Linked DNA regions of Homo sapiens: region 1 is linked to region 2. Evidence: chromatin contacts called from ENCODE Hi-C or POLR2A ChIA-PET data. All regions are on one chromosome and are shown on one strand. The core of a region is the stretch at or near the end of the contact, and the rest is flanking DNA. Distances in the headings are between cores, read along the strand shown.

Evidence for each region. Hi-C counts contacts between places; a loop is a spot of excess contacts on that map. ChIA-PET counts read pairs that join two places held with the same protein, here RNA polymerase II (POLR2A). Pooled maps may share reads with other maps.
Region 1: a loop to region 2 is called in a pooled map, with 4 times the contacts of the local background. The contact joins two enhancer-like sites. A Hi-C loop is called at or near these places in 3 of 50 pooled maps. POLR2A ChIA-PET finds 5 or more read pairs at or near these places in 2 of 52 experiments (T-cell and activated CD4-positive, alpha-beta T cell).

What each region holds. Positions count from the first base shown.
Region 1 is chr6:90,078,739-90,083,750 of GRCh38, reverse strand. All of the region lies in intron 5 of BACH2 (BACH transcriptional regulator 2), which reads left to right. Among named protein-coding and RNA genes, the nearest start is that of GJA10, 190 kb to the right of the region's middle. Within about 2 kb of position 3,715, at least 4 of the 41 ENCODE cell types and tissues checked have a DNase peak (open chromatin) inside an H3K27ac peak, as active enhancers do.
Region 2 is chr6:89,384,333-89,389,462 of GRCh38, reverse strand. It overlaps RRAGD (Ras related GTP binding D), which reads left to right. Exons shown (of 7, transcript NM_021244.5): 2 at 1,873-2,168. Among named protein-coding and RNA genes, the nearest start is that of RRAGD, 25 kb to the left of the region's middle. RefSeq lists enhancers at 2,021-2,080, 4,089-4,168. Within about 2 kb of position 1,387, at least 3 of the 41 ENCODE cell types and tissues checked have a DNase peak (open chromatin) inside an H3K27ac peak, as active enhancers do.

The DNA.
Region 1 (5,012 bases), core at 2,466-4,965, 690 kb before region 2:
CCATTCATTTTTATCCTTCTCGAGAAACTGCAAGTTTTGGCTTTTACCACCTTTCCAGTGCCAGAGGTTAAATGTTGAATGTTCTGTTTATGTTAAGCACTCTAAAAGTTGTGATATTACTGGTTTTAAAACTAATATATGAAATCATTTTATGAACCTATGTATTTAGCTCCTATAGTCATTGGGAACCAACGGCATACTTTTGAAGCCAATTCTGTTTCTTTTTAAAAAATAAAAAGAACCTATGATATGATTATTTGTAATATTCCATTTCAGATTCAGATTATGTTCTGCTCAAGAGATCATCAAAATTAATTTTCATTCTCTGCTAATGGTACAGAGAGGAGTGATGTTACCAGCATGGTTGTAAACATTAATATATAAATCAAAAATTTCAAAAGATAATTCTCTGAGTCGTGAGTCTCCAAATAATCTATGTTTTATTATAAAGCTGCCTGCCCAGTGACATCAGTTGTAGTACAAATTGTTTATCAATTTATTCTAATAGTTTCCAATCTGTTGATTTTTAAGAAATGGTTTGTGTGCTCTTTTTTGGATGCACCTGTCACTAGTGAAATGATGCCTCTCTGTGAGCCCAGATTTAACCCAGGGCATTGCAGCATGTTTTTCCAAGGATGTCCCATTAGCTAGATCTTGTAAGAGTGTGTGCCTGCAGCCTTGTGGCAGCTGGAAGTTGCACAGACTGTGCGTCATGAGGAGGAAAAGCACTTCTGCTCTTCTGCCCCAGAACAGTATTTACAAAGCTTTGCAGGATAGCAAGATTTTTAGAGTCCTTGCGGTGCTTAATTAGAAGCTATAATCTGTTATTTCTAGCATGTTTTTCCTGTATTCTGTGCCTTACTTGTCATCAGTTCAGTTCAGATTAGTATGCTGGGTCCTTGATTTCTTGACAGAAAGTGTCAGAAACTTATTGATGAAGTGTTCTTGATTTCTAGACAGAACCACAATCAGAAAATAATTGTTTCCTTTTATCTGAACAGAAGTAGCTTTGTTTTCCTTATTATCAAAGTGATACATGTATTCTACATAATTTATAAAATAGCAGAAAATTGAATAAAGGTAGAGATAAATTACCTATAATCTGGCTGCCCAAATATAACCTACCTGTTAACTCATACTTTTATGTATTTTTCCAGACTTTTTTCAAGAAACTAATTAACTAATTCCAAATTTACAAGCAGTGCTCTAGACTGATTACATCCTACAAGCTGGTGGCACTTAGGAATGATGCCTTTAAGTGTCATCTTATAGGACAGTGATCTCCTTGTTACTTTTTTTTTCTTCCTTCTAATTATATTAATCAGCTCTTATAAGAACAGATAGCTGTGTGGACTCACTAGTATCTTTATCAGGTGGAAATTCCTGTCAACCAGTATTTTCATTTCTACCTTCTGTCAGTCAAAATGATAGTGAGTGGCCCTGTAAGATCCTAGTGGGCCTCTGGAATCATAAAGGAAGATTCAGTTATGTACAAGATGGCTTTGGTGTTAGGTCAACTGATTGTGTTCTGATTATTTAGAAATTAGTAATCACTGTACTATAAGGCAATTTGGCAGAAATGGGAAAGGTTGAGTTAGCCAGATCTTCCCATTCCGCATTCACAATCCAAACAATATGAACTCCAATCAAATTCTGATTTTATAATTTTGGTAACAAAATTTCATTCAAATATATGCCTTCTTGTGCTGTGAACAGAGTTTTCCTTTAACTTTGCATCCTTTATCCCCCTTTAAAGATGCATCTCTTCCGATTGCTGTGGTGTGATTTTATAGCTCCTTGAGTTGTGCTGGTATCTCTGTGCTTCCCTTTGGAGAGTACTAGGCCTTCAGGTTAGGATGAATCCTAACACTTGGCCAAGGTTAGGAAGGGCTTTGAGCACTGAAAGAAAACCAAGGTAAAATTTAAGGAATTGTTAGAAGATTCATCTGAGAAATGTAGAATTGTAATCCACAAACTTTATGTCCGTAGAATAGGAAGTATTTAGTAAGCAGCTAGCTGCTAGAAGGGATTTTGTTTGTTTAAAAAAAAAAGAAAAAGTCTGTCTTTGACATTGGTTATATCTAGGTTTTATCATCCCGTGTAAAGGATTCTTAAGTTCCTTGAAAGCAGTGACTTTGAGAGCATCCCTTCATGTCCTCTGTGTCCTTGTATGTAATAGGAACTCAGTGTATATTGGATTAATATTTCTGTGGCTCTTCAGTGACAGATGAATGAATGTGCTCAATTCAGGTAACTACATTTGACCTTTTTCCTACAGCAATTGAAGGGTGTTTGGGTAGCATCTGCGATTGTGTTGAATGCCCTGGTTGGTTACGGGTGTGGGGAAGTGGTATACAGTACTTTGATCCTCCTTTGGAGAAGGAGATGCTAATGTGGATAATGAGAATTTGGTTCTTTATCTTTAGTTTCGATTTGGCCGCCTTCCTTCACTGAGTCACAGTGCTCACTTGTTTAGTGATGGGCATGTCATTTAAGCCTGAGACTGTCCCTCAGACTGTTTATGACATTGGATCTGAATTTCCCATTAGATGAACAGCCAGCATTTGTCATATAAATTCAAGAACACACTAAAAGTTTGTTGGCTTTGTAGTTGACATTGAGATTAACTTTCTCTAACCTAAACCAGTGAAAACTAAAATGCTCCTCACCACATAAAAGTTTTGCTTTCGCTGCGTTCAGACCCCTCCTACCTTGTCACAGCACAGTCATTTGGAGTCTGATTTGGGGGCGGTGTGGTTGTCTCAGTGGCGTATGACCCACTTTGTGTAATACTTAATTGCCTGTGTTTTTACAACACAAGTCAGAAGTTCTGGCGATAGTGGACTATCACCCAAAAAAGATTTTCTGAGACATCTCATCAGAGCTGCTCGAGTACCGCGCATGAAGACGGTGTTAGCTCTGCAGGGCATGTGCTAACTACCAGACGATGAAAGAACATTTCCTCTAGTTTCTGGATAATGAGCAGGCACACAGGTAAAGATGCCTTTCTCAGGGTTGACGCCTTTTGTTTCCTAATGATTCTGATGATTTTGTTGAACTAGACTTTTAAATATTAATTGTTACCTGCATATGTTTGCTGTTGTGGTTTGCAGAGGGCTCAGAGGAACAAGCATTTTAATTGGTATCCTGGGACTGTAATAACTTTTTATTAAAAGTCTGGAAAGATAGTAATCAAAAATAGACTCTCATCTCTATCTTCTCTGTGCCCCTGGCAAATATCCTCTTCATCAATTTTGTTTTTATTATTTGCCGTCAAGATGGTTATCTCTAAATATCAGATGCTTCAATCCACAGTGATAACCATGTGTGAATTAATGCTTGATAAGCTTCAGGTTATCAGGTGGAGAAGTGTGGTTAAGGCATACAGAAAGAAAAAATGCACAGAAGGAAAGGGATAGCAAGGGGATACTGTGCCTTGGTAAGCGTGGTGCCACCGCAGACTAAAAGCAGATATAAGTCAAGTGCTACTGACTTAAGTTTGGCAAAATCACTCCTCACAGCCCGCTCTGTTTTAGAAATGTTTATATTTCTGATATCACTTTTGTTAATTTGAAGAACTTTTAAAATACCATCATTGTTTCAAAACAAAATGTGGAAGGTGTGGATCACCTTCCTGAATTTACAGAAAAGTTTTTGGGTACATTTCTTTGCGGAAGATTGGCTGAGATGTGGTTCACGGCAGGGTGGTGCCCGTGCCTTGCGGATCACGTTGTCTGTACACTGACTGACATACCAACTTAGAGTCTTTGAAAATGCCCATTGGTAAGTCAACATTGTTTTCCCTGAAAGTCCTGAGACAGAAAAAAAAAAAAAATGAAAGTACAAACACTAACTGGAAAAAATGTCACACATTTTAGCCACTTTGCATCCCTTGTTAGGACAAACCCTGGTCTGGGTTTTTTTACATTTTGAAGTTGTGTGGTAGGTGGGGCAGTGTGGGTGGCCCAGAAAAAGTAGCGGTTAGAATAAGATTTTCCATTTATTGCCCTTTGTGCATGGCTAAAAATAAGAGTCATACAAATCAGAATATGTAGTGCAAGCAAAATCACTCTGTTAATTCTGATGACTGGTTTGCCCACATCTTTGCATCTGTCTGGTAAGTGGTATATTGGGAAATAATTTGTCTCTGTTTAAATAGCAAAAGGCAACCAAGTTTTTGCGTTGTGTGTCTACACATGATAGTTTATCAGCACTTTTCTCTTCCGAAGGAAGAAAGATCCAACTCATACATAAACAAATTGTGTTGATGGAAGGAAGAAAGAAGCGTGAAACCCTTGAATCTTTTTTAAAAAGGAATTGCCTTATTTGAAATGCAGTTTTACAACATCCATCTTCTTGGCTTATTGTTAGAAAGTTATTTCTTGTAAACTCATAGCACAGCAAGGAAAGGATATCTTAATGGTGTTGCCCTAGAGATTGGAAAACTTTTTGTGTGTTTGGTTGGAGGAGGGAGAAGGGACAAGGATGAGCACACGCCTGCCCTGTAGTATCTTCTGTAGACACAGATGTTGGAGGGACAGTTAACCAAGTAAAAACTCCCCTGCATCTGGCTGCTGAGTCGAATGCAACCACAGTAAGTGATAACGTGTCCGTTTGTGGCTAGAAGAAACACCAAAGAGAGGCGGCGCCAGCATTCACAGGGAAATTTGTGCCTTCGCAATCCCATTGATGGTGCTGTCCCATTCCACTGACTGAGTGGTTGTGGCATTTCCAAAGAATGAGAATGTCTGCAAGTGTTCTGAGCCTTTCAGTCTGATGAGCTTTGTAAAATGGATGAGTCAAGAGGGCAGTTCCAGAAGATTCTGAAAAATGAAGACTGCAAATCACATTTTTCTTTGGCATCCCCAACTGTGGCAGACAGTGTGGCACAGTGGTTACAATGAGTTGAGAGCTTTAGGAGGAAAAAAAGACTCCGGATCAAATCTTAGCTTAGCTACTTGTTGACCTTGATCTGTTAACCTCTCCTAGGCCTGGGTGTCTTTATTTGAAAA
Region 2 (5,130 bases), core at 138-2,637:
TGCCTCAGCCTCCTGAGTAGCTGGGACTACAGGTGCCCGCCACCACGCCTGGCTAATTTTTTTGTATTTTTAGTAGAGATGGAGTTTCACCGTGTTAGCCAGGGTGGTCTTGATCTGCTGACCTCGTGATCCGCCCGTCTCGGCCTCCCAAAGTGCTGGGATTACAGGTGTGAGCCATGCGCCCGGCCCACCAACTCCTACTTTTATCCAGTAATGCCTAATCCCTCTAGGACCCTTAGCAAAGGATTTTAAGATTGAATTTTTGTTACCAGGAACTGGTGTAGTGCTGGCCTCTAGAACTTTCTGTGAGGATAAGAATGTTCTATGTCAGGGATCCCCAAACCCCGGGCCACAGACCTGTACCAGTCTGTGGCCTGTTAGGAACTGCGCTGCATGGCAGAAGGTGAGCAGTGGGGGAGCAAGCGAAGTTTCGTCTGTATTTACAGCCACTCCCCATTGCTCGCATTACTGCCTGAGCTCTGCCTCCTGTCAGATCAGCAGTGGCATTAGATTCTCATAGGAGTGCAAACCCTGTTGTGAACTGCACATGTGAGGGATTTAGGTTGCACGCTCCTTATGAGAATCCAGTGCCTGATGATCTGTCATTGTCTCCCATCAACCCCACATGGGACTGTCTAGTTGCAGGAAAACAAGCTCAGGGCTCCCATTGATTCTACATTATGGTGACTTGAGAATTATTTCATTATATAGGACAATGCAATAATAATAGAAATAAACTGCCTAATAAATGTAACCAGCTTGAATCATCCTGAAACCACCCCACCATCCCACTGGTCCCTGGAAAAATTGTTTTCCACAAAACTGGTCCCAGGTGCCAAAAAGGTTGGGGACTGCTGTTCTGTGTCTGTGCTGTCCAATACGTTAGCCACTTGCTGGATGTGGCTATTGAGTACTTGCCACGATGAAACTGAGGAACCCCCAAATTTTTATTGTGATAAAATATATATAACATCATAACATTTACAGTTTTAGCCATTTTTGGCGGTGAGGGCCACATAACAATGTGACTGTTATGCGCCCCTCACCACCATCCATCTCCAGAATGTTCTCATATTCCCCCAGCTGAAACTACATACCCATTAAACATAGAACTCCCCATTCGTCTTTTCCCCCAACCCCTGAAAACATTCTGTGTCTATGAATTTGGCTTCTCTAGAAACATCATAGGAGGAGGATTTGAATTTCTAATTTTAATCGATTTTAATTTAAATAGCTGTATTTGGCTAGTAGCTACCTTACTGGATGGGGGCCCTGAGCCAGGGTGGGCCTGAGAGATGTCTGCCTTTCACAAACTTTGCATCTGCTGTGTAACACAATCCAAACCTGCGACATCTAGTCCAAGGCCCATTTTCCAGGCCTTCGTGGCTTGGGAGAGTACTAGCCAGAGGAGGGTGACTAAGAGAGGCATAACTCACGTCAACAAGCATCTCTTTAGTGATGGCTTCTCAGAGAACAATATGGCTCCTGAATGCTCAGACCTGGATTCTTTCCACAGTCTGCTCCAGGAAATAAATCTCTCTTCACGCTCCTGAGTCCCTGCTTGTGATGTGGCATTATATTGGTGTCTGGCCTCCGGGATGGTGTAAGAAGTGGCGAGACTCTATTGTTGAGTGTTTTGCACTTAGCAAAAGCTGTCCCCTTTGCCTGGTGGGAAGTATAGACCAGCGGTTAAGTGTTAAGGTTGTGAAGTCAGCAAGACTTGGGGTTTAAGTGGAGGGACTGTAGTTAGCACTCTTTGGAAGAGTGGCATCATCTGTGAATCATAAATCACATTTGAGGTGGAAGTGAAACTCCTCTAATTAACCTCTGTGAAAGCATCTCACCTTCATTCTCATTTTGTGGTTTCTCCAGTTCTGGACTTCAGTGACCCCTTCAGCACTGAAGTGAAGCCGAGAATCCTGCTCATGGGCCTGAGGAGAAGCGGCAAGTCGTCTATTCAGAAAGTTGTCTTTCACAAAATGTCTCCCAACGAAACTCTGTTCTTGGAGAGCACTAATAAGATATGCCGGGAAGATGTTTCCAACAGCTCCTTTGTCAATTTTCAGATTTGGGACTTCCCAGGACAGATTGACTTTTTTGACCCTACATTTGACTATGAGATGATCTTCCGGGGAACAGGAGCACTGATATTTGTCATTGACTCACAGGTAAAGCTCAGAGTCTCAGGGGTATGATGGCCTGGCCGGTCCCCTCCACCCCACCCCATGTTTTTGGTTTGGTTTTTAAACTCTGGAATAGGCCTTTCTACCAAACAAGTGTTTCTTGGTCAGGGCTCTCAGACTTTGCCAAAGTTAAAAGGCTCCAGCCGTGACCAACAATCAACCCATTGAGCATTAGGGAACAATTGACACTTCAGCAAATCATAGACCTAGGAAACCTCACTGATGGAGGGGCCCATTTAGGCCAAATATGTCATCCCCACTATGGTACCGCTAGTCAACATCTACAAAAGATCACAGGTTCTCTGCAACAAAAACATGTGTATAAATTTACATTTTAAACTGTTTATTATTTCCTATGAAGATAAAGTTCTAGGTGTGAAAATTTTTCTTCTGAAATAAATTATTATAATTATTGCTTAAGATAATATAATTATGTATTTTATAGATGATTATTACATATAAAAAGTAAAATTTGAGATAAATATCCCTCTTTAGAAGATGGATATTTGATATTTTTTCCACTTCATATATCCATGCTTGAATAAGACAATATTTGGCATCAGTTCCATTTTTGTTTTCTGTTTATATAGTTATAAGCACTGAGAAACTTTATTCACATAAGTAAGTAGGTGGATATGAGGTGAGTTTTATTCTAGCATTCATACTGCTATTCAGATTCCTTCCAAGTTATATCCCCTAAATTACCAAGTTTTCTATCATGAAAAATTATTTTTAGTAGTTTAACAACAGGCTTCCAGAGTAGGTTCTCCTTTCACTTTGTTGGACGCAAAGAATTGGGAACCTGTTTCCTATGCTTTGAAGAGCCCCATTCCCAGTCGCGAGTCATTCCCTGTATCAGGTTCTTTTCTAGCATTCCACATTGGCTCCTTGGCACCCTGGGTTTTTTACATCCTGAGGCTTTTCTGCTGTAGTTGGTGTAAAGGGGAGGCAAAGGGAGACAGTAGGACCACAAGTGTGTCAGGCAGATACATTTTAGGAAGGGGATGTGCAGCAGGATAGGGGCATTGGTGCTTTCCAAACTATCCATGTCTGGGGCTCTTAGAAAATGCCCATGACATATGGCCCAGCCTGAAGGCTCCCCAAGGGCTCCCTTTTGCAGCTGGGGGGAAATAAATGGCATCAGCCCTTCTCAGCATGCGCTGAACCAACTCTGAGGTTCAGGTTGTGCCCTTTCCCTGGAACTGTGGACCCACAGTGAGACAGGTTGGCCAGCTGCGGGTGTGCATCGCCCCGCTAAGCACACCTGGCCCTTCTAGGAGCACCAGAGCTGTTAGGGCTGAAGTGTTACAAAGACTATTCCCGATAATATCATTCTGAGCCCATGCTCGAGAACCATCCTCTGAGTAGACTCCCCATGCCTGAGAGGATCGTAAGTTCATTCAGGATCTAGGTGCCTGTTTAATAATAATAACAAAATTTTCAACTAAGCCTCTCAGTTCCAAGTGGCTGCATTTGTGTACGTGTATGGCTGTGGGAGCATGGCCAATGGTTAGAAGGGTTCTTCCTTTCCTTTTTGGTAGGGGTGTGGAGGAGGGAGACTTCAAATCCAATGCCTGATCTGTGATCAGCAGTTTACTCTCTTCCCATGGGCCTACCCAGAAACACGTGTTACCTGCACCACGTCCAGGGCCTGCTGTCAGCAGCTGCTTTCCTGACTGTCCCACTTGTACTGACCTGTTTTCTGGCCCATCTGTGGTCTTGGCAGTATCCCCTGCTTTACTGTCTCAGGTCTGCCAGCACCATAAATTAGGGAGCTTAGTGCTCAAGGGGAGTGGATGGGGTGTGTGCACACTGCTGTAGGGAAGGGGAGGCTCCAGGGATGTCATGCTCATCTCTCTCTTCTAAGCTCCATTTTTCTCCCTAAGTCACGCAGCAGCTGTTTCTGTAGTTGTTGAACTGGGTAGCTGTAGTAGTCCTACCCATGGGTGAGTAGATTTCCAACCAGATGACTCATCATTTCAAGACAATGGATTAGTAAGTACTTACTTAAATACCACGTTGTGCTTACATAGCAATTTGCATTTATGGGAATTCAAATTTACAGTGTAATCTATTTTTAGGTGTTTCTAATATGGTTATAATGTGGCGAAAATAGGTACATCTGCCTATTTTTAAATTGAAGGCAGACCTTCAATTTAGGTTGGTAAATGTGTTTTTTATTTTAATTTTGTTTCTTGAAGTTTTTTTTCTTCCTCAGACGAGGTCTCACTATGTTGCCCAGGCTGGAGTGCAGTGGCTATTCACAAGTGTGATTATAACCCGCTACAGCCTCAAAGTCCTGGGCTCAAGTGATCCTACTGTTTCAACCTCCCAGGTAGCTGGGACTACAGATGCATGCTACTATCCTTGGCTCTTCTCTTGGGTGTTTTTTGTGGGGCAGAGAAAGATATAGGAATGTTTGAGAAGTTCATTTTTTAAAGGTATACTTTTTTTTTTTTTTTTTTTGAGACGGAGTCTTGCTCTGTCGCCTAAGCTGGAGTCCAGTGGCGCCATCTTGGCTCACTGCAAGTCCACCTCCTGGGTTCACGCCATTTTCCTGCCTCAGCCTCCCGAGTAGCTGGGACTGCAGGCGCCCGCCACCACACCCGGCTAATTTTTTGATTTTTAGTAGAGATGGGGTTTCACCATGTTAGCCAGGATGGTCTCGATCTCTTGACCTCATGATCCATCCATCTCAGCCTCCCAAAGTGCTGGGATTACAGGCGTGAGCCACCACGCCTGGCCTAAAGTTATACTTTTTAAAAAGAGAAGGCTGGGCACAGTGGCTCATGTCTATAATCCAAACACTTTGGGAGGCCAAGGCTGGAGGACCACTTAGGCCCAGGAGTTTGAGGCTGCAGTAAGCTATGATTGTGCCATTGCACTCTAACCTGGGTGACAGAGCAAGACCTTATCTCGAAAAGAGAAAAAAACCACACATAAAAAT